Linked DNA regions of Homo sapiens: region 1 is linked to region 2. A link is an interaction called in ENCODE POLR2A ChIA-PET data of the cell type or tissue named here. Cell type or tissue: MCF 10A. All regions are shown on one strand. Links, peaks and the distances in the headings refer to the core of each region. The heading gives the core; the rest is flanking DNA. Region 1 overlaps PALLD (palladin, cytoskeletal associated protein). Region 2 overlaps PALLD (palladin, cytoskeletal associated protein).

Region 1 (11,472 bases), core at 3,315-5,814, 110 kb before region 2:
ACACATATATACATATACACTATATAAACTGTGTTTGTGTGTGTATACATATATAAACGGTGTGCGTGTGTGTGTATTAATAGTTTGGCCACAATTTAGTTTACATATTATATTTATACAGATTTTTCAACAGTTACATGTTCTACCATTCCTAGTGGCTATTTTTGGGGATTAGACTAAAAGGACAGAGGACTTCTACTTATAAAAATTTGTCTATTTTTACTCTATTCCTCTCCCCCTTTTAAGCAAAATGTTTTACTTTCATAATAAAAAATTATAGCTGCTGCTCAAATCAATTTCTATGACTTCTCATGCTTAAATTACTTTCCCTCTTTAAACTCATCTTTTTAAAGCAATAAATAAATGAAAATATTTGAGAACCCCTGCTTGCAAATCATATATACCATTTTTAGCTTTTAGGTGAGGTCTTGTTTTTTATTCCTCTATTTTAATCACAATCTGTGACCAGAACTTTAGGAAAAACATGAACCCAGAATTTCTCAGGATTTCTTAAATAATGCCTTAACATAATTAAATATAATGATGATTGAGTAATCAGAACCATTTTAGTATATTTTGTTCAAAAATCAGAATAGTTTTATATTGGGGGGCAGCATCATGATTAAAGAGAGGATGCAAAGAAAGTCTAGACTGCAAGCAGTTACCAACAGGGCACAAGAGACTAAAAGACTTCTAGTCATCTCAGGAGAGAATGATGGGAGTACTCTAGAATACTTGCAAGAGTGTCTTCCTTAAAAAGAAAAAGGTAACTCCTAAAGACGGCTGTGATATCTATGGTGCAATGTCAACTTTGCCTGGGGAGAGAGGGGAACGTCCAGGCTTGCCAGTGAGCTGTCTTTAGCATAATATTCTAAATGATGCAAGGATATTAAGAAATCAATGATTTATTGCTATTTCCTTGTGTCTCAGTGTTTTTTCTTCTGCAAGTTTGGATTTGCCTTAGGCTCTTCTTTAAAAAAAAAAATCTTAGCTAGTTGTAACATAGGTCCAAAATTCCTAGCTTTTTAAGAAATTTGTTAATTCAGTAAAAAAATCTATCTATAGGCACATTAGATTGCACATAGAGGGAAAGAGGCATCTCTCACATCCCGGGAGACTGAATGCCTTGTTTTAGAGAACAGCTTGTGCACAAATGGCCCCCAGGTGAATAAGACTCATTATGGTCATTTTGGTCACCTTTGGTCCAGAAGACCTCAAGGCATTAGCTCAATTTGTATGTCATCAGAAAGCAATGATTCATAAACTTCAATGCGTAGAATGCCATGAATAGCCTGTTAGAGAGAACCACCCTCCACCACTACCACCGTCACCACCAGCCACACACAATCCTGATTCAGGACCACATTGACAAACCTGCCTTAGGACTTTGGGCTTACTCTAGAGAAAATTCACATGCACAAAGCCAAATCAAACTCCATTCCTCTCTCTGAATAGATCCAACCCTCCGCTTCCTGATCTGTATTAAAAAAAAGAATAAAAATAAGTTGTCTGATAATCTAACATGCCCAGGTTAGCTTAAATAACAGAAGTTGAATGCAAGGACACAGGAGATATCAAAGAAAGCAAAATCTCAGCAATTGCACAGCTTGATTTGGAGAAATGGGAATTCATTCCTTGCTGGAAAAGAATATTTCAGGGGCTCCAGGGGCCAAGGGTAGCTCTTCGAGATCCAAAAGCACGAGTTTATTAATGAGCTCATGACCCCTCATCTCTACTTTTCTATCCCTTCAGTATTTCCTCCTACCTCTTATCTACCTTCCCTCTATTTGGTGTTTCATGGCATAACTTCTGCCTTCTAAGGGCCAACTTCCAGAGCCTCTCTACTTTCTAACCACTCAATCTAACCAAGACAGGAGGGGATAATGGGGCCGGGCAACCACCATCCAGCATAGAGCACTCTTGTGACTCCGGTGAGTCTGCAGATATTAATGTTTGAGTCAGACAGTTGGTCTGGCCAGTCAGGGCAAGAGTGCAGGGTCACAAGGTCCAAAGCATGGCAACTAAGCGTCAAAAACCCTTCAGGGTGAGATTTGGAAATGGACAGATATCTGTCAAAAGAGAGTTATGTACTCGCCAGGCAGGCACTTTGGAGACCACTTATTCACCCAGCCATTCCACCATTTGTTGAATGCCTACTAAGGGTTAAACACTAGAAACAAACACTGATTGAGACATAGACTCTGAATTCCAGGACTTCGAGTACAGGGATATGGTTAACAGGTAAATCAACAAATATCACCCAGTGTGACAACTGCCAAAAGAGAAATGTGTTCAGATCTAGGGAACCCAGAGAAGCAGGGAATACAAAAGACTCCATACGTGAACTCTGAGCAAAGTTCCATTAATTAGATGAAGCCATGCAGAAATATTGCCAGGTATGAAGGCACAGTGGGATTTGCCCGTGTTCAGCAGGCTGAACTCTAGCTCTGTTGCTCAGCGTATGATAAGTTTGGCTTTGCTCTACTCATTTCCAGACTCCATTTTAGCCATTTCAGATGTTATAAGGAAAACTAAAATATAAATTACCTTAAAAGTAAGGGACTGTTAGTATCCACAGAACTGCAGAAAAACATGGTTCCTGGAGGGCGGCTTTGGAAAGAAACATACCAACTTGAATATATACAGAGAGAAAAAGACAAGGTCTCACTCTGTCACTCAGGCTGGAGTGCAGTGGCATGATCATGGCTCACTGCAGCCTCGACCTCCCAGGCTCAAGCAATCCTCCCACCTCAGCCTCCTGAGTAGGTGGGACTGCAGCAGGCACCACCATGCCCAGCTAATTAAAAAAAAAAAAATTGCAGAGAAAAGGTCTTGCTTTGTTGCCCAGTATGGTCTTAAACCCCTGAGCTCAAGCGAGCCTCCCACCTTGGCCTCCCAAAGTGCTGGGATTATAATGTGAGCCATCATACCTGGCCCTGAATGTATTAAAACTATGCAGTGATACCCCAGTCATGGATTAACCACTCTAAATATAAATTGTTTCTATCAAATACATATTTATCTCTAATTTAAGGACTGGCAATGGAGAATTTTTTAAAGATCCTAAGCAACCCATTGCCATCAAAACTTCCAGTGTTTATCAACATTTTAATAGACCACTTAAATATTCTTGATCTAAGTTATAATTAAAAGTATCTCAGGATTTATTTTTCTGAGAAAACATACAGCAGTTTTTTGTTCATCTAAAAATCTTTATATTGTAAACTTTATATCATAAAGTACTTTAAGACTGTTGATATGCTCCTTAGTAGACTTGCAGAAGAGTAATCAAATGTTATACAGATGAAAATGTGTCCAGTTAATTATGAATGTATAATTTTATCAATGACATTTTATTACCATTTAATAACTTCAGGAAAGACCTATTTTTCAAAATTCAGAAAAGTACAGCTTGTTCTATGTTAGGCACAGCTGCTTAAATGTGTTCATTATGTTTTGTTGGGGATGTTTCTTGTTATTTTCATAGTAGCCCTCAGGCTACAATGCATTTTTGCAAGGTGGTAGGGATAGGTGTCATTCTCTTCGTTAAAAATGAGGCAAGTAAGGTTCAAAAAAATTAAGCGTTGTGCCCAATGTTACACAGCTGGTAAAATTTGAACTCGTGTATTCTTTCCATATTTCCCAAAAGGTTCACAGGATGCAAAAAGGTTCCATAGTAAAAGTGGTTTGGAAAATTTTGGATGAAACAAAAATTAAACAGTTCTTTTTAAAAAATTGCAGACATCTCAGTGAATGGATATACACAAATGTGCTTCATCAATCTCCAAGTAGAAAGATAGTCTGCAGCATTTCCCAAACATACTTGAGTATAAATCCCTTTTATATCCAGAAATATCTCATGGTATTAATCGTGAAACATAATCTGGAAAAAACTATTCTACATTATTAGGCTTCTTCTCGTGTAGTAATTGAAAATAACTCTGAAAACTCTCCCTTAGGAAAGTAATTCATGAGAGCTGCAGTGAGAAACAAGAAGGGAAAGAAAATAAACAGGCCTGACAAATTCTGTAGAAGCTGAGAGGTTAGACAGTAACATCAGTAGTGTTATACAAACCAAGAAGGACAAAAAGACACTTGAAATTCATTACAAGCCAAATTTTCCTCTGGATCAAGGACAGCTATAGGGGCCAAGAGTAAACCAGATATCCATTATCTTTATGTTTCTCAGTTCTGCTTTAAGAAAGAAATGTACCTAACCAAAGGAAATGTCTCAATTTATCTATGAAACACACAACACCCAGAAAAATCTCATAAAATCTCATACATGGAACACGTAACATGGCCAGTTTAACAATCGGCCAAACAATCTGCAAAAATGATATAACAGTGCCTGAATTTGAACATCTCTAGACATAACAAATAGAGCATAGTTACATTACCAGACTAACAACGCTTGATTAAGGCATACAGAGAATTTGGAAGACACAAAGAGCATATGTCTATAAAGCTTAAGTTTGTTATGTTGCAATATGAATATTAATAGTGCATGGGATTTAATAGCAAGAAAGTTACATAAAGTGCATGTCTCTGAGAATTCCTGCTGTCAGTGACTGGAAAGGATCCCACTGGGGAAATGCTCGCTACCTAACAATGCCACTGGTGGTGACTCATCCAAAATTCCGACACAGACCTAATGAGCTTCTGAGAGAATGCCTGGCAGACTCAGTCCTATTCAGTGTGTTAAATAGAGGGTAAGAAACAAAGTTCTCAACTGATAGAGTTTTCTGTAAAGCTCTATTGTTTCTGCGAGTTAAGATATACTATTACATTGGTCAAAGGATATTTGATCTTCCAGCTACCACTTTGGTTAACTGGAGAAAGGAAAAACGCCACAAAGCAAGTTTGCTTTTTTGTTTTGTGTTTGTCGAAGTCTTTGTACTCTGATACCTTCTTTGGAATATCAAATATAAACTGCCCCTCTGGTGCAGAGTGTGATCAAGGGGGTAATTAACTGAGCTCCAAATGTGATGTTTCTGGTGGTCACTTCAAGTCATTCTAACCAATTAATCAATCTCCTGGTGCTCTGACTTGGATCCTATGTTTTCAGCCCCTGGAGCAGTGGTTCTCAAGCCTGGCTGCCCATTAAATTCATTTGGGGGATTAAAAAAAAAAATACCGATGCCTAGACCCCACCCTGGACCAACTAGATAGAATCTCTAGGGATAGAACTTCTGTATTTGTGAAAAGTTTTCTAGGTGATTCTAAATAAAGTCAAAAGCCTCCAAAAACTGCTGTTATGTTCATGTCCAGCTACTGAGTATCTAGTCTCCAATGAGTGATCCAAAAATCTCAAAGAATTAAGCATGAAAAAAATGCCCCCACCAATGACTGCCATACAGCTGGCTGTTTGGGACCAGCACATAAGACATTAGAAGACAGGCCCATGTTGAAGCAAGGAAATGTGAGGACTGTGATCAATGTTGGTCAGCAGGATCCAGGGAATGACTCACAGACTGGGCAGGGGAGCCTGGACTGAACGTGGGCTCTGCAGAGCTGTCTGGACACACTGGGCTTGGTGCATCTGCGGACCAGCGGCTAGCATGTTTGTTCTACCCAGTCTCTGTAGCTGCTACCACCCATGCTATCACCTCTACCAGTAGTCCCCAAAAATAAATAGACATAAAATGGTTTTCTTCTCACAAAAATTTGTAAGTAGTGTAAAAGATATTATATATTGAAGGAATTCTTGCCACCAGAAGAATTCACTGCTTGTATTTTGGTTTGCAGACTTGGGCTACGCCAATGTCAATATAGATTTTTATCCTTTTTTTTAAGAGTTTGCCCAATTTTTTTTTAGGGCAAATTTCTAGAAATCTCTTTTTTTCATTAAAGGGCATCTATATTTTAAATTTCTACAATCATTGCTAAAGTACCTTCTGTAAGGCTTGTATTAACTTATATTCCTATAAGTAGTCCTCTTTCTCTGTGTCCTTGCCTGTAAAGTGAATTAGAAGTTGTTTTAATCTTTACTAGTATGGGAGGCAAAAACAGAAACTTATGGTTGTTTTAGTTTGTGTCTCTTTGATTATCAGGGAAGTTGAGCATCCTTACGTGTGATTTTTGGACACTTTATTGTTGTTGTTGTTGTTACTTTCCTCTTTGTGCCTGTAATTTATTTTAGTGCCAGTGGTGGCTGCTGCTTTCAGACCCTCGCCACCCAGGACAACAGCTCAGCTATGCCCTACTTGCCCCGCGTCAGCTGGAGTTGAAGCAGTGCCCTTCACTTAAGATTAAGCTTCCTGGCCAGGCGTGGTGGCTCAGGCCTGTAATCCCAGCACTTTGGGAGGCCGAGGAGGGTGGATCACGAGGTCAGGAGATCGAGACCATCCTGGCTAACACGGTGAAACCCCGTCTCTACTAAAAATACAAAAAATTAGCTGGGCATGGTAACGGTCACCTGTAATCCCAGCTACTCGGGAGGCTGAGGCAGGAGAATGGCTTGAACCTGGGAGGCGGAGCTTGCAGTGAGCCCACTGCACTCCAGCCTGGGGGACAGAGCGAGACTCCGTCTCAAAAAAAAAAAAAAAAAAAAAGATCAAGCTTTCTCAGAGTCAGTTTCCTCATATAAACTACATGTTCTCGAAAAAGACAAGAGCTTGGTGGCTGAACACCCCAGCAGTCTAGTGTCCCCTTTGAATCCCTACTGCCATCATCTTCAGAGCCTGGGGTGGGAACACCCATGAATACACTGAGGGCCAGCAAAACCCACATGGCCCCTAGGCCTTCCTGAGATCAGAGGAGCCATCTTGAGGCACAAGCTGAGATTTTCTCTTGCTCATAACATTGAGTTCCAAAATTTAAGATGTAAACAAGATGCAAGATAGGCCGGCCATTTTTCTTTAAGATGAGGGAGAAAGGTAAAATCATATTTTGTATGTGTTTCACTAACCTATGCTAAGAACCTAAGATACAAAAGGCACGGGGGCTGGGAGATGGGGATGGGAGTTGACAGGGGAACATTATATATAGGTGCTTGCAAGGAAGTTGAGAAAAGGTATGATATGAATGGTACAAAGGAGGGAGTGAAAGGAAGAAGAGACAGTGCAGATGATAAGTCATATCTGCGGAAATAAATTTAGAATGATAATGAAAGCAGATTCCCTCCCTCATATTCTTTGGAGCATCTGCCTGTCTCCCCTTTCATTCCCACCACACTTAATGTAGTTTATTAAAAAACAAACAATGACAGAGGGAACTGGGAAGTACAAAACACACAGTGACCGGAGGTGTAACTGATTGATTACTGTTCTGACTCATGTAATTTTGTCGACTCATGTAATTTTGGCACTCGGTGTGAGCTTTTTTTCTGTAAGAATTGAATAATCAACTACAGCGGACCCTTGTATTCCAGGCTTTGATAGTTATATATCCATAATACTTATAACAGATAATATTTATTGAGAGCCAGACACTGTTCTGAGTGCTTTACCTGTGTTATTGGCACTTTTGATTATTTCAACAAACTTGATCTCCATTTAACAATTGAGGAAAGAGAAAGTTGAAGTAATTTGTTGGAGACCACAGAACTAAGGTAATTTGATAGCCAAGTAGTTGAGGCTGTCATGCTGTTATTCTGTTCCTCTATAATGCTAATTATTTGTGAGTGTTTTCTGGAAAAAAAAAAATTGGCTGCAAGGAAAAGAAAATCCACCTGAGCTAGCATAAGCAAAAATAAAAGAGTATTATTAGGGTAAGAGAAATGAAAGACAGGGTTCAGAAACCAGGCCTCAGAAACAAATGGTAACAAGGCACTCTACACTGTTGGGATTCTGCCCTCTGCCTCCCTGTCTTTGCTGCCAATCTTACTCTGTTCCTGCAGTCCAAGGGGCTGGAAATATGGCTACCAGCTGCTCACAAGTTTGCATTTTATAGGTCCCACCACTTAAAGAGCTGGCTCTTGTTCAGTAGGTCCCGTTTTTACAATTCCAAAGAAGAGACCTTGGTTGGTCCACCTGTTTAGTTAAACAATCGCTGTGGCTGTAGAGCAGGGTCGCATTGGGAGCAGCGCTGGCAACCTATAAATATGTGGTGCAGAAAGAGAGATGCTTGAGCAGATAAATAGGAGCCCATTCCTGTGAGTAACTCCATGCTTTATAACTAAAGTGGTCTGCCGTTTCTCAGAGGCATGAATCTGAAGCCTGCTCATAGCAAGCCCTGCCAATGAGCTCATCCAATGAGCCCCCCATTTGCATCTCAAGACGGTTTTAGTCTCCTTTTAAATGATAAAATTTTCAGGACATATTATAGTGTTGGTCTTCATGAGACTGAGACTTCATGACCTACATCAGTATGACATCACTTCCCAAAGAAACATGAATCCATATCCAAAATTCTTGCAATACATAATGTAAGCGTTCATTGAAGTTTCTTGAAGCGGCTAGAAGAGGAATTACTACATCATGTAACATGTATCAAGACCTCTTTAGAAAGCCTCATTAGATATTTCTCTTCTTCCTCCCCACAAACTGTCTTTTCTCTTAATCCATCTCTGATATCCAGGGCTGTTTGTTGTTATTGCTGCTGCTGTTGTTGTTGCTGCTGCTATTTTGGTTTTTCATTTGTTTGGATTTTTCTATACCCTAACTTCTATGAATCACTCTGGCATTTTTTAGTATCTGTCATTTTTTTTCTACTACCACTCAGATCAGTGAAACAGGCATAGGATAATAGAAGATGAGGAAGGCGGAAAGCTATAACTATTTTTTTTTTTTTTTTGCCTTACCAAGTTTTGTCTCACTGGAATCATTGCAGTTTTCCACAAAGAAGGGGACATCCCCCTGAGGCACCCAGAGTTTCTTCCAGTTCATGTTTCAACACACACACACCCCGCTTCCTTCCTGTATCCTGCTGAGCTGAGTAGAATTATCTCCAAGGCCTTAAGAGCATTACCTCTCCATAAAATTGGGTGATCTGGAGTTGTCCTGAATTTCAGCAGCAGGACTCAAACTTCCTTTATTCAGACGCTGTGGCTCGGGTCAAGATACATATTAGCCAGAATTATGTTTACCTGTGAATAATTGGCAGCCCAATTTGCAGTGGCTTACATTAATAGGGGTCTATTTTTTACTATAACAAGAAGTCTGGCCTTAGAGAGTTGCTGATGTTGGTTTAGCAGTTCCACTTGTCAAGCACTGATCCCAGGAGACAGGAATGGAGGACGAGGAGATAAGAAAGCAGGAGTGAAAGCTGTTACCAAAAAAAAAAAAAAAAAAAAAAAAGTTCTCCAGGTGGATGACTAGGCCTGTTCCTGTTGTGATCCCTCCAGGACATCTGTACATTGTCCTTCAGAAATGTCCAACCAACAGATGAAAGAAAGGTGCATTGATCCCTCAGTCCCTGACCCCACATTGGGCAAGGGCTGCCCTGTGGGATGTCACCAGCACTTCCAGCTGTGCATGCTTGTTTGCTGAGTAGGGTTCTGGATGCCTTCATGCGGGGGTATCAGAGTGGCCTAGGGGCAGAGCACAAGAGGTGCTGAGGGCAGCTTAGTGGATGTGGGCTGTCAAGATGTCCTTGCAGGGAGTTGCGATGGCTGGAGTAAAAGGTGGGCTCCTGTGTGGATACGATGTGGGACCCAAGACGCATCTCATACAGCTCAGAACCTTCTGAATCTGAGGTTTCTATGTGCTTCCTTAATTCTGGGAAGTTCTCTGTTACTGTTCCTTCAAAAATGTCATCCCAAGTATTCTCTTCTTTTCTTTTGGGATTCCTTCTATATCAATGCAGATATTGTCCTCCACAATGCTTAGTTTCCTTTTACAAATACCCTCTCCTTATATCCCCTCCAGAATCCTTTAGAGCTAGCTCTGCATCCCAATCTTCCTACTTGCTAATTCATTTTTTGTCTATGTTCAATCTGTCATTCGATCCATTTATGATATTTGTTCCAATGCATATATTTTTCTACTTAGTATCTCCAATTGGTTCTTCATAACTTCTTATTGCTGTTTCATGTCTATCTTCCCTCAACTCTTTTATAATATTTGATATGCTTATTTTAATCTTCCTGGCCCATCAACTATGTTGCATCTCGGATAGCTTTCCACCAGGAGTCTTTCTCTTTATTCTCCTTGGCAGTCTCAGTGTTTTTCCCTCAGAGCTCCTGTTCTCCTGAGGGCATTCATCTCCTTGATTGATTAAGTATCTCTGGAGTGAGGGCTAGAAGCCAGGGCCTCCATCGGTCCCCTTCCTAGAGGGCCATTTCAAGGCTGAGATGCTCAGGTGCTACTCTCTGGGCTTAATCACTTCATGTAGGGCATTGCCCCATTCCCCAAATGGGTGACCCTGTCCCTAGGGACTTCGTCGAAGGTTGTGTGTGGAGGGGTGCTGGGGAAGGCAATGCATGCAGCTGGCCAGACAGCTTGAGCATTTCCTTATCAGTCTCTCATGGAGCAGAAGTTTCTGCCTCACCACGTGCTCTTTAGCAGCCATTCAGTGGCAATCTGGCAATGCACAAGACCAAAGGGGTAGAAATAAACTCGTGCTCCCAACCCAGACCCTCCTCTAGAGGCCAACTTCCATTCGGGGCCAGCACTTTTACACAAACATCATGATCCAACCACCTTCTGGCTCTCCAAGTGTTCCTCTTAGTTTTTCCAGTAACTCTGGCTTCAACATCCTCCCTCTCACCTCCATGCATCTTCAGAATTGACTTCAGGAGTGGCAGCCAGCAGCCTGGTCATTTCTATTCTGTCAGATTCCCTATCTGTAGAGATAGGGAGTTCTTTTCTCCATGGGTACAGGGTGACCTCTTTGCCACAACTAATAAAAGCTGCATGTGGCTCCATCTTCCCAAATCTTGTGCAGTCACAGGTATATTATCAAATCTGTCTCCCACCTACTAATATCTAGAGTCTACTCCTGGCTGGAACAGTTGACCAGTGTGATGAATCCTGGAAGCAGATCCTGGAAGCTGTCCATGATTACATACCAGGAGGCTCTGACTGGACCCTTGGTCACTGGGGACCAGGCCCTTCCTGGTTTGGACCTAATATCAGCAAACGGAGTTGTTTTCTGGTTCTGGGGTCTACTCCAAGAGCCTGCGCCATACTCTGCCATTTGCTCAGGTTTCCTGACAGCTGCCACAACTGCTCCTTCCTCTTTCTTCCCTCTAATGAGCTCCACCAACAATGAAAATTCAGACCATCCCACCAGTTTGCGGTGAAGTCTAAGCTTGTTTAAAAACTCCTTGCTATAAATCACTCTCTGCTGAACTGAATCGATTGTCTCTGATCCTGTGAGCTATGTTCCATCACATCCTGCCGGGGGCCAGCTGCCAGAGCTCCTAAAGCACAAACACAAAGGTAGCACCTTCCTCTCTTCTTCTTGTTAACATACAAGGAAACAGCAAAACAAAAACACCTAAACCTACAGATCGTATCAACTCTTCAATTTGACATATGTATCTGAAGACTATCAGATTAATCTATAAGCAAAACTGAGGTCCTTGAA
Region 2 (11,472 bases), core at 3,024-5,523:
AAATTTTCTTATGATTTAGAATATGTTATTGGATTTTGTTTTATTACAAAATCAGTGGATGCTTGATGTGACAATTCAAACAACACAGAGGCTATTAAAGTTTATACTCTCTGCTTCCCTTCTTCCAACCCAGCCCTCTGAAAGTTGTGGTATGGTGTATTATCAGAGCCTTTTCTAAAAAAGGTTTTTGCAGTGTTTTCAAAGTTTTCTTTCAGTGTTTGTTCAGTTTTCAAAGTGCTCTTTGCTTCCCCATTTCCACCCCTCTCAAAGGTGTGATATTCTGTATTATCACAACCTTTTCTAAAAAATGGTTTGTTCAGTGTTCTCAAAGTTGTATTATTGATAGAGAAATACTATTGAATGACATCTACAAATAATGTAGAACAGCATCTGAGTTATTGATAATGAATGACTATAGGTAACTGCCAAGTGAAATTCTTACACATTCATTTTTTTCTTTTCATACATTGTGGGAAAATATGAGATTTTATTTGCCTCGTGTGGTCAGCAATGAAAAACTATGGTTTGCTCAAATCTTCTTTTCATCGGTTTATGATTTGATTTTCTTTCACAAAAGGAAAGGCTTATATTTGGTGGCGTTATGGCAGTTTGTGCATCTCCATCATTTGTAAACAAACTAATAGGAAACAATTCGGAGGGCGCAAGTAATAGGAACTAAAATATTTACTCTCACAATGAATTAATCTGAAAATGGTGTCTGATGTGTCAGATGTCTGGGGGAAAGAAGATCATTTTCAAAAAAAAAAAGAAAACTGCATTTTTTTTCTCTCTTGAATAGCTCCAATACTGATTGCGGGAAAAGAAAAAAAAAATTCAAGAATGAAACAAAAACCTGGAAGGGCCATGAGCTCTTTTCTCTAACTAGGCCCAGCCCCCACCCTGTACTGTCCAACAGAAGTCGTCACCTATAGACTCACAGCCATCCCAGACCTCCAGCCGAGTCTGTGGTACCGCTCATAAAGTAGGGGTTCCTGGTCCAGTCTATGATACCTCTCATAAAGTAGGGGTTCCTGGCTCAGTCTGTGGTACCTCTCATAAAGTGAGGGTTCCTGGCCCAGTCTGTGGTACCTCTCATAAAGTGGGGGTTCCTGGCTTAGTATCGTGGACGCATCCACTTCAGCTCCTACATCTCCCTTTGTTTCTAACACTCTCCCTCAAGTGTAAGCAGAAGATAGTTAAATGTAGGCCATTTGGTGAGTCCCAGATGACCTGCACACAGGATTTGTGCAACGCCTTACCACCCGCTGTGGGACTGCGAAGTGTGCTTAAACGCTGCACAAGAAAAAATTAATAGCATTATTTCTGCAACTCAGTGGCTGACACTCACAATCTTCAATCACATCATGAAAGAAGCAACACAATGCTTAAGTCATAATCTTAACAGGAGGAAAAAGGAGGGAATGAGCGTAAACCTAACTTATACACTATTCTTTTCCTTGGTTCCTTGCTGCCCTCTCATTACAAATGATATTTGAAGATCAAAATAAAGGTAGGGCTCACTGTGAAAAATCTCTGCTTCTCTTTATTCCTACCAAAAAAACGGTCCTTCAGCCAGGGCGCGGTGGCTCACCCCTGTAATCCCAGTACTTTGGAAGGCCAAGGTGGGCGGATCACGAGGTCAGGAGATCGAGACCATCCTGGCTAACACAGTGAAACCCCATCTCTTCTAAAGATACAAAAAATTAGCCGGGCGTGGTGGCAGGTGCCTGTAGTCCCAGCTACTCGGGAGGCTGAGGCAGGAGAATGGCGTGAACCCGGAGGGCGGAGCCTGCAGTGAGCCGAGATAGCGCCACTGCCCTCCACCCTGGGTGACAGAGCGACACTCCATCTCAAAAAAAAAAAAGTCAAAACCATAGACATGCATGGAATCCCCCTAGGAATAAGCTCTGAAGGGAAACCTGTGAATGGCAAAATGTGGTAGGCGATTTGCCAAGCATATAGAAAGGCATGGTCATGTTTTTCCACTGAGCTCACCTCCTACGGCAGATCCAACAATATATAAATAACAATATGCTGTTTTCAAATCCCCTTTGTTACTTCCTTTTTTATCTTCTTCCTTTGTCTTGTGGGAGAAAGGTAGGACTCTAAGCCTGTAGACGAGCAAAATGAGAACTCCAAAGGGAGGTTACTGAAGGGTGATGCGATGGGCAAGTTCTTACCCTGGGACAGATCAGCAGATAAAATGATGCTTATTTGTTACTCTAGTGCCAAAAATATGTGCATTACCGTGAAAGTCTGTGTCCTTTTGCCTGGGAAAATAATAATGAAATGATTGTTAAGTGTTTACATGCTAAATCAACAGCTCCCCTTGCTCCTACTCTTACTACTTGCTCTTACCCCAGTCTCTAAAGAAGAAACAGTATTATGATTTTCTATCTTAAAAGAGTAAAACGATTTCAGGCTGAATCAACCTTTTCAAAATTACTGCATTTTACAACCTTTGCTTTTCTCTTCCTTTCTCTCACTCCCACCCTTTGATACCCTATTGTTCTGCAAATCCTGTCTCCAGAGAAAGACATAGCCTATAAAATCATTCATATTGAGCTGTTAGGGATTGTTAGCATCACCTCAGTCCAGTTCTAGGCTAACAAAGTAAAGTACATCTTAATAAGCAATAATAAGCACTGCACAAAATCAGGAAAATATCATTTCATGAGATGATGTGTTTGAGAGATAGAAGAGAAGGAAATAGCAGCCTTTATCATTCTCTTTATTAGTGAGGTTTTCCATATTTGGAAATTCCTGATGGGTTTCCTCCACACTCCTAGACACAAATTGAAGTACAAGTTGTTCCCTTGCCTGGAATGTTCCACTCCCCAGAATGTTCTGCCTCTTATGGCTGGCTCTTACTTGTCTTTCAAATCTCAGCTTAATGTCACCACTTCCCTGACCACCCAGTCTAAAGCAGCCACCCAGCCATGTTCCAATAACTCATCCTCATTAATTATCGCATACCACATAATTATTTCCGACAGTTACTTGCTTTTTGTTTTTTTTAATTGCTCCCTGCCTCCAATATTATAATGTAGCTTCCTGAGAATGGGAACCCTGACTGTCTTATTTCATTGCTCTTTCACTAGGACCCTAGAACAGGGCCTGACAAATAGTAGATGCTCAACGATGTTTTTTGAATGAATGAAGCAAAAGCAGAACAAAAAAGAGGAAAAGAAAGATCTCCCACCTTTAGAGCAACCCCCATTTGATCTGCCTAACGTTCTTTTTTTGTTTTTTTGTTTTTTTTTGAGATGAAGTTTTGCTTTGTCACCTAGGCTGGAGAGCAATGGAGCAATGATGTGATCTTGGCTCACTGCAACCTCCACATCCTGGGTGCAAGTCATTCTCCTGCCTCAGCCTCCCGAGTAGCTGGGATTACAGGCACGTGCCACCACCCCTGGCTAATTTTTGTACTTTTAGTAGAGACCGGGTTTCACCATATTGGCCAGGCTGGTCTCGAACTCCTGACCTCAGGTGATGCACCCACCTCGGCCTCCCAAAGTGCTGGGATATCAGGTGTGAGCCACCATGCCTGGCTGATCTGCCTTTCACCTAGATATACCATAGGACTTCTATTTTCAAACCCCATCAACTCCAGAGTTTTCCCACATTACAGTACTTTTCCAACTGACATCATTTATCTTGTAAACCAAATGAGTATGAAGAATTAAATAAGAATCTCATGGGATAGAATTACATTAGAAAAGTTTGTCCAAGTTACTTAATTTGGGAACACTTTCAACTCCTTCCTCATTTCTTCTGTGTTCTCATTTGATTAGCATCTTAATTTAAAACATTATGAAAAATGAGACATTCGGAAGGACTAGGAGGACATTTTCACTCTCTAGTACATACTTGCAATGTCAGTTGGCCACAGTGCAATCACACTGCTATTTCAAGGTGTGTGTACTTGACATGTTAACACCCCATCAGATGCCAGACTTGTGGTGAAGGGCCAAGAGCTTCTGTGCTACTCCCTTCCTGTCCTGTTTATGTTGGACTGCAGCTTCAACTCCAACGTGTGGCTTTGGCAATAGAACTTACAAAGTTGAACATTATCCCGTCCTTCAACCTCTACTAGTTAGGGTTCAAGATCTCACTATATTACTGTTTGACATTAGTATACAAATGGTTTCTTAGGTTCTGTTCTTGTATAAACCTTACCTGGTTGATTGAAAAGCAAAGCAAAATAAAAACAAAAAGGACAAAGACAAGGTAAGCAAAAACAAGTTGGGACAAAATAACTAACAAAGGGTCAAGGAAATGTAATCATTGAATGTACATAAAAGTATTTTAAAATCTAGCACACTTTTTTTTCTTAACCAATATTTCTAATTTTTTACATGTCTGCAACCTGTAGACTTAAATCATCCGTAATTTCCATGGAATTTCATGTATGTTCAGTTAGCTAGCCATTACTTTCATTTCTTTTCAACTTAAATTTGTTTTTTCTAGGTAATACAATCACACAGTTAAAAGTATAAAGAAATATATGCACTGAAAAGTCTGCCTCTCGGACTCAGTAACCAGTTGTCACTGTCTTGTGTATCCTGCCAGAGATTGTTTACATGCCTATCAAGCAAATATATACGTATATATAAAATGTGTATTTTTTCTTTTATTTTTAGACAAGTGCCTACCCACCACATATACTGTTCTGCACCATGCCTTTTCTATTTAGCAGTAGATTTTAGAGATGTTTCATGTGAGTAATTAAAAAGTCTTATTTTTAAGTGATTGTATATATTTATTGTAGAAATGATTGATAATTCCTTTCTCTATTGTTGCCAATCTAATTTTTTTTTTTTTTTTTGAGACGGAGTCTCGCTCTGTTGCCCAGGCTGGAGTGCAGTGGCATGACCTCAGTTCTCTGCAACCTCCGCCTCCTGGGTTCAAGTAATTCTCCTGCCTCAGCCTCCTGAGTAGCTGGAATTATGGACGTGTACCACAACACCTGGCTAATTTTTGTATTTTTAGTAGAGACGGGGTTTCACCATGTTGGTCAGGCTGGTCTCAAACTCCCGACCTCGTGACCCACCCGTCTTGTCCTCCCAAAGTGCTGGGATTACAGGCGTGAGCCACTGCTCCCAGCCACCAGTCTAAGTTTCAATGACCTAAGTAATTATCAAAAGTAATCTTCTTTTTTTTTTTTTTTTTTTTTTTGAGAAAAATTCTCGCTCTGTCACCCAGGCTGGAGTGCAATGACACAATCTCGGCTCACTGCAACCTCCGCCTCCTGGGTTCAAGTGATTCTCCTGCCTCAGCCTCCCAAGTAGCTGGAATTACAGGCACCCGCCACCTTGCCTGGCTAATTTTTTTGTACTTTTAGTAGAGACGAGGTTTCACCATGTTGGCCAGGCTGGTCTTGAACTCCTCACCTCAGGTGATCTGCCCGCCTTGGCCTCCTCAAGTGCTAGGATTACAGGTGTGAGCCACCATGCCCAGCCAAAAGTATTATTTAAAAAAGTTTTTCTTACTTGTATTTTAGGTTCGGGGATACATGTGTACGTTAGTTATATATTTGCCTGTCACAGGGGTTTGGTGTACAGATAATTTTGTCACCTGGGCAATAAGCATAGTACCCAATAGATAATTTTTCTGATCCTCTCCCTCCTCCCGCTCTCCACCCTCAAGCAGGCCTTGGTGTCTGCTGTTCCCCTCCTAGTTTCCATGTGTTCTTGTTGTTAAGCTGTCACTTCTGAGTAAGAATATGTGGTATTTGTTTTTCTGTTCCTGTGTTAGTTTGCTTAGGATCATGGCCTCCAACTTTGTCCATGTTGCTGGGAAAGACATGATCTTGTTCCTTTATATGGCTGCATAGTATTCCATTGTGTATATGTACCACATTTTCTTTATCCAGTCTACCATTGATGGGCATTAGGTTGATTCCATGTCTGTGCTGTTCTGAATAGTAGAACACCATTCATCCCCTCACTGTTAGTTGAACATCTGCAAAATGCTGGGTAATGTGGGGTGCTGAAAACACAAAGATGAAAGAGACAAGAGCAGTACCTTTGAATAATCTATAACCTGGTTATCTCTACGATGATTTTGGCAAGAACGTGCAGATGCATACACATATACACAAAATGCTGCACATCTTTCAGCATCATACAAATTTTGTAGAAGAATGGCCAATCCCTAAATTAGATTCAGTGCAACCCAAATGCCTTCTCTTCCCACTTTAATGTTTGAAAGATACATCATTCAGTTTTTGATTCTGAAGATTTAATATGCACCAGCTTTTGTTTCTGGTTAAGTGATTTTCATTATCCTCGAAGGCTAGTCAAATAACAAAGCAATTTAGTAATGGCAAAAGCATAAAGTGTGGACCAGAGGGGTCTTCAAAATATTAGGGAAGATAGAGCAGAAAACCATTTTTTTCAGTTTGTTGTTATAAAATTATACACACACTCTGAGTCACCAAACACATTGGAGGTTGATAAGGAACATAGGAGTAGTCACGGGTCCTAATTCTGCAGTACGTGGCTATGCGGGTATGAACTCTTCATAAATACAATGTGATGATGACTTTGCATTTGCATTTCTCTTCCTCCTTTCTCTCACTCCCAGTCTTAGATACCCGATTGTTCCATAAATCTTGTCTTAAGAGAAAGGCATATCCTATAAACTCATTCATGTGAAGGTATTTGCATTAGCAGTGTTGGTCTTGGATCACTTTGCAAACAACCCTTCCCTGAAAATGAGAAGTCCAATCAAGGAGCTTCCTGAAGTATAAAACTTTTTTAACTAAGTAATAACATTTAGGTGCATTCATCCTCATGATTTTTTAATGTAAATACTGGCTCTGACACAGTGCCACATTCTTAGATATTAGGCTAATTGTGCTTTGCTGTGCCAGTCTCTTGGTGAATGTAATGTTTAATTACATTTCCAGAAGAAAGCTGAGTTCTATTTTTATGATTAGGAGTTTTATTTGATGTCTGAAATATAATTGGAAATACTTGCAGATACCCTATCTGTGTTTGAAGTGGCACTCAATCATCCATAAGAAATACCATATGTCCATTTCAAATATTAGGTGTTTTACATGAAGGAATACATGATGATAACAATATTTCTTCAACATATCTTCATTTTACCTAAGTGCGTAGGAGAGCTCTTTTAGTAATTACAAAGTAAGGTGAAAATAGTCATCCCTACTGGGTAGAGACCTTTTATTTTAAAAGGGGGAGTGGCTAAGCTCAGAGATAAGATGGAGCCACATATGAACAATATGCTCATAGATAAAGCTATGAATTTGATGGAAAATATGAACAATATAGTGTTAAGTGAAAATAGACAAAATGATATATGTAACTTAATGTCAATTTTATGAAAAAATAAAAAATAATACACTTTAACCAACTAAAATGTATATTATATATTAGAAGAAAATACACCAAAGTGTAACCAGTGGTTCTTTGAGTGCTGGAAATTTGGGCAGATTATATCTTCTCATTAACTATTCCTGATTTTCCAACTTTTTGACATAATGCTTTTATAATTACAAAGTATTATTTTAAAATAAATAGGTACTTTTGATCCTTTCTCTTCCATCCTCCTTCCTCCATTAAACTTCAGTTCATTTGACTGTTCATCATGGATGCTTCTTGTTAAATAATAGTTGCTTGCTAAGTAAGCTTAATTTTGAGCACATTCAGAAGTGGAATGCTCTGGCACTGAATGTTCTCACCTCCCGTGTGGGATCTCCTTCTAGAAACCAATGACCTTCAGGATTCCATCTGGATTTTTAGAACTCTTCCTAGGAATCCTTCCCCAGAAAATGTCCTATATTCCAAAATAACTTTACTCCTCCACAAACACTGTTTTCCAACAACACCTGCCCCCACCAAACAAAACTCTTATCCCTTTAATTGTACATCTCAGGTGTTTAAATGAATATGATATGAATAAGCTATTTATGTATATATGTATGTATGTATTTTCAAGCCAGGGTCTCACTCTGCCACCCAGGCTGGAGTGCAGTGGTCTGTCACAGCTCATTGCAACCTTGACCTCCCTGGGCTCAGGTGATCCTCCTGCCTCAGCCTCCCAAGTAGCTGGGACTACAAGTGCACAACACCACACCCAGCTATTTTTTTTATTTTTTGTAGAGATGGAGTTTTGCCATTGTTGCCCAGCCAGGTCTCAAGCAATCTGCCTGCCTTGGCCTCTCAAAGTGTTGAGATTATGAGACGTGAGCCACCACACCTGGCCAATTTTAAAGTTAAAAGTAAACCAAATACTTTAAAGACCAACATTTACAGTATAATCCATACAAGGCCTTCCACAGAAAGTAGGATGAAAACTTTACCCTCAGAGACAATGGTGAAGGAGAAAAGATGCAATGAAGGCAAGACTAAGATTCCAATTCAAATAACAATAATGTCAGGAAAGTATGCGATGAAGGCATCTGCTGAAAGAGGAAAGACAGTTGTGGTAACTGTGGGTAATATTACAAAGCACGAAAAGGGTGGAGAACTAAGAGAGAGAAAGAATACCAAAAAAGGAATGTGTATATTTCCTGGCAATCAAGAGAACCCATTTGAATTTCAAGAGTGTAAACCCACATTCAATTCAGTGAGCATGGTTTCATGACTTTATTTCAGCAATAATGAGCACTGTGAAGGTAGAAACAGGACATATGTCTTTGGCAGTACTGGCACAGTGGGATGTTATGGTATTTAATTAGATGATCCTTGAGAAACATTACTGAGATTATCAGCCAAGCCGTGTGTAGGTTCAGAAAAGGAAACAGATTCAACAAGATTAAGGCTTGAGGGGAAAAGAGAAAGGAATCAAGAAAATGGAAGTTATACCAAGAATGAAAATGGGGAGTGTCAGATGAGAAAATATGGAGAGGGAGCAGTGGTTGTGATCAAAGAGAGGATTCTGAAAGTTTAAAAAACTTAAACTCTTTCCAAGTGATAAAAGAATGTAAGATGCATCTGTTCGAGTGGATAGTTTAAGTGGAAGTTAAGGTCGCAGGAGCAGAGGAAGTGGTCAGGGAACCATGAAGCCAGGATGTTAGAAGGAACATTAACATGGATGGTGGCCAACAGTGATGGCAGAAAACCAAATGCTAAATAGTAAAGTCACTGAGAAAAGTGAGGAAATGACCAAGGTTGTTGGTGACAAGCAGGGAAGACAGAATGACTGTAGGTGGAGTGCACCAACTTCAAAAGAGGAACAGATATTTCGTAGTGATGGCAAAACTCTTCTGAGAGTTGCCTTGGGAAACAAGGACCCTGCAGAACCCTCCTTGCTCAGAAGGATACTGAGGAGGCTGGAGACATCATCAGGGACAGCCAGACTTCAGTTAAGACAAAGCATTTCTAAGGAAAAGGTTTGAGGAAGCAGAGTTTGGTTAGAAACAGCCAAGGAATCCCATAGGCAATAGAAGAGATCTAGAAAAGGGATTCAAGGGAGAATTGGAGAAGGAAGATGAGGAGGAAGAAAGCTATAGTGCAGAGTTTTGCACTACGAACCTCTGGATGCTAGAGCAGATACAGAAATTCTGTGTCAGCATTCCTACTGTGTTGTGCTAGAGCACACTACTCTGTACCATCTGATGCTGAGAAGCAAAAGCATCGTCCTGAGGATCACTTGCTGCTATTTCATGAAGAGTGACTAAGATTACTTGCAGTTGGAAGGAAATAGAGCCATTTCCAATATAATTACTACTTACTTTTTAGCCTCCTATTTATTTTAGTTACGTGGTAGCACCATGATCCATTTTGTGGTTACTAACCTCTAAGTACGACTTTGAGTTGGGCTTTTTTTTTTTTTTTTTTTTCTGGTGGAGTCTCACTCTGTTGCCAGGCTGGAGTGCAGTGGTGTGATGTCAGCTCACTGCAACCTCTGCCTGCGAGGTTCAAGCAATTCTCCTGCCTCAGCCTCCCGAATAGCTGGGATTACAGGCACGTGCCACCGTGCCCAGCTAATTTTTTTGTATTTCTAGTAGAGACAGGGTTTCACCACGTTGACCAGGATGGTCTTGATCTCTTGACCTCGTGTTGAATTGGGTTTTTATTGAACAAGCCCAATTCCTCATTTGTGTATTTTAAAATGATTGTTCTCAACTAATGACTCTCTAATTCATATTTGCTTAATTTCATTTTATGTTTACAACTTTTACTACTAGAGAATTTATTTTTGTCTACTACAGGCTGAAATACATTAGGTTGACAATTTTTTTACCATTGATTTATTTTTTCTGCAAATGTGTGAGTTTTTCATTCATACTAATACATCACCTAATAGTGAGAACATTAGTTACAGGGAGGTTTATTTTAATTGGTTTCTATTACAAGTATGAAACCAGAGAGTTCATTTTCTCAACAAATCTGAGAGTGATTGTTTCCTTACCTGACTAAAGTGATGATTACACAAACCTTGTGGATGACAGTGGAGTCAATGTGGTTTTTAAAAAACCTTTTCCATATGTGACAAGGAATTAGATAGTATGTCATTTGATTTTAAGAATGATGAACATATTAAATTGATTCTGTCAAATGTAGATTTTTCTAAAATAAGTTGGCTGGATAAATCACGTCAATTTGAACACACACATCTTTGCTTCATTATTCAAAGAGAAACCATAATTACGATCAGAACCTCAGATTTTGCTCTAGGAGCATACCAGGTTCATGCCTTCCAACCTCTGTATGTGAAGGTTTCCTGGTAGGATGATACTGGCTCCTCTTGCCCAAGGCTGTCATGAGGATGCACACTCACTGCAAGGGTTTTTTATGGTGCTGAGAGGAAAGGCCTTCATAAATATGTACATTTACTTAATTTCTGTATCTACATTCCCACTGTGTTTTCCTAGAGCTCACTACTGTACACCATCTCGACTCTGAAGCCCTGGGAATGTCTGCTCTATGCTCTGCTCCATTTCACAATGTTCTTTAGGTCTGTTTTGTTATTTAAATGTAATGATGTATGTATCCACAATAGGTAGCATTTGAGAGACTCCAGCTGTGAGCCTCTGGATGTGAAGCTAGTGAAACAATTGAATGACTAACAGTTGAATGCCTAGCCAAATATTTTCACTTCACTTTATATGTCAGCAATGGAAAAGAGTAGGTGTAGCCATCGACTCTTCTTTTCGCTCAGAGAAGTTTATAAATAGGTCAAAAATGGGTAATTATATGCCTCAGCTACAATTTCAAACTTCTGCTTTCCTAGTAATTGCCATTAAATGAGTAAGTTGTAAAAGATTTCTGGAAAGACCACAAATATTTTCTTTTCCTTGTTTCTTTGTTAAAATAGTTCATATACCATCTGGTTTCGGGGATGTATCATTATGCTCAATGTTTGAAACAAAAAAACCCTAAAAGACATAAAAGGTGGCTTGAGTACAATGCAGTGAAAAAGAACAATATATTTTATTCTCTTTAATTTCTTTTTTTTTTTTTTTTTTTTTTGAGATGGAGTCTTGCTCTGTTGCCC

Evidence for each region. Peaks named below come from ENCODE experiments on the same cell type or tissue, not always from the same donor. Only the 100,000 strongest peaks of a DNase experiment are listed, where the experiment ranks them.
Region 1: POLR2A ChIA-PET joins it to region 2 with 5 read pairs; 4 of 35 experiments call an interaction of 5 or more read pairs at or near these places.

The regions. Positions count from the first base shown.
Region 1 is chr4:168,600,131-168,611,602 of GRCh38, forward strand. All of the region lies in intron 2 of PALLD (palladin, cytoskeletal associated protein), which reads left to right. All of the region lies in intron 1 of LOC124900807 (a long non-coding RNA gene), which reads right to left. Among named protein-coding and RNA genes, the nearest start is that of PALLD-AS1, 43 kb to the right of the region's middle. In MCF 10A, for the core only: no CTCF peak of the experiment used is centred there; DNase peaks (open chromatin) are centred at 4,621 and 5,461.
Region 2 is chr4:168,714,098-168,725,569 of GRCh38, forward strand. The region is part of intron 10 of PALLD (palladin, cytoskeletal associated protein); the gene reads left to right. Among named protein-coding and RNA genes, the nearest start is that of PALLD-AS1, 71 kb to the left of the region's middle. In MCF 10A, for the core only: no CTCF peak of the experiment used is centred there; a DNase peak (open chromatin) is centred at 3,964.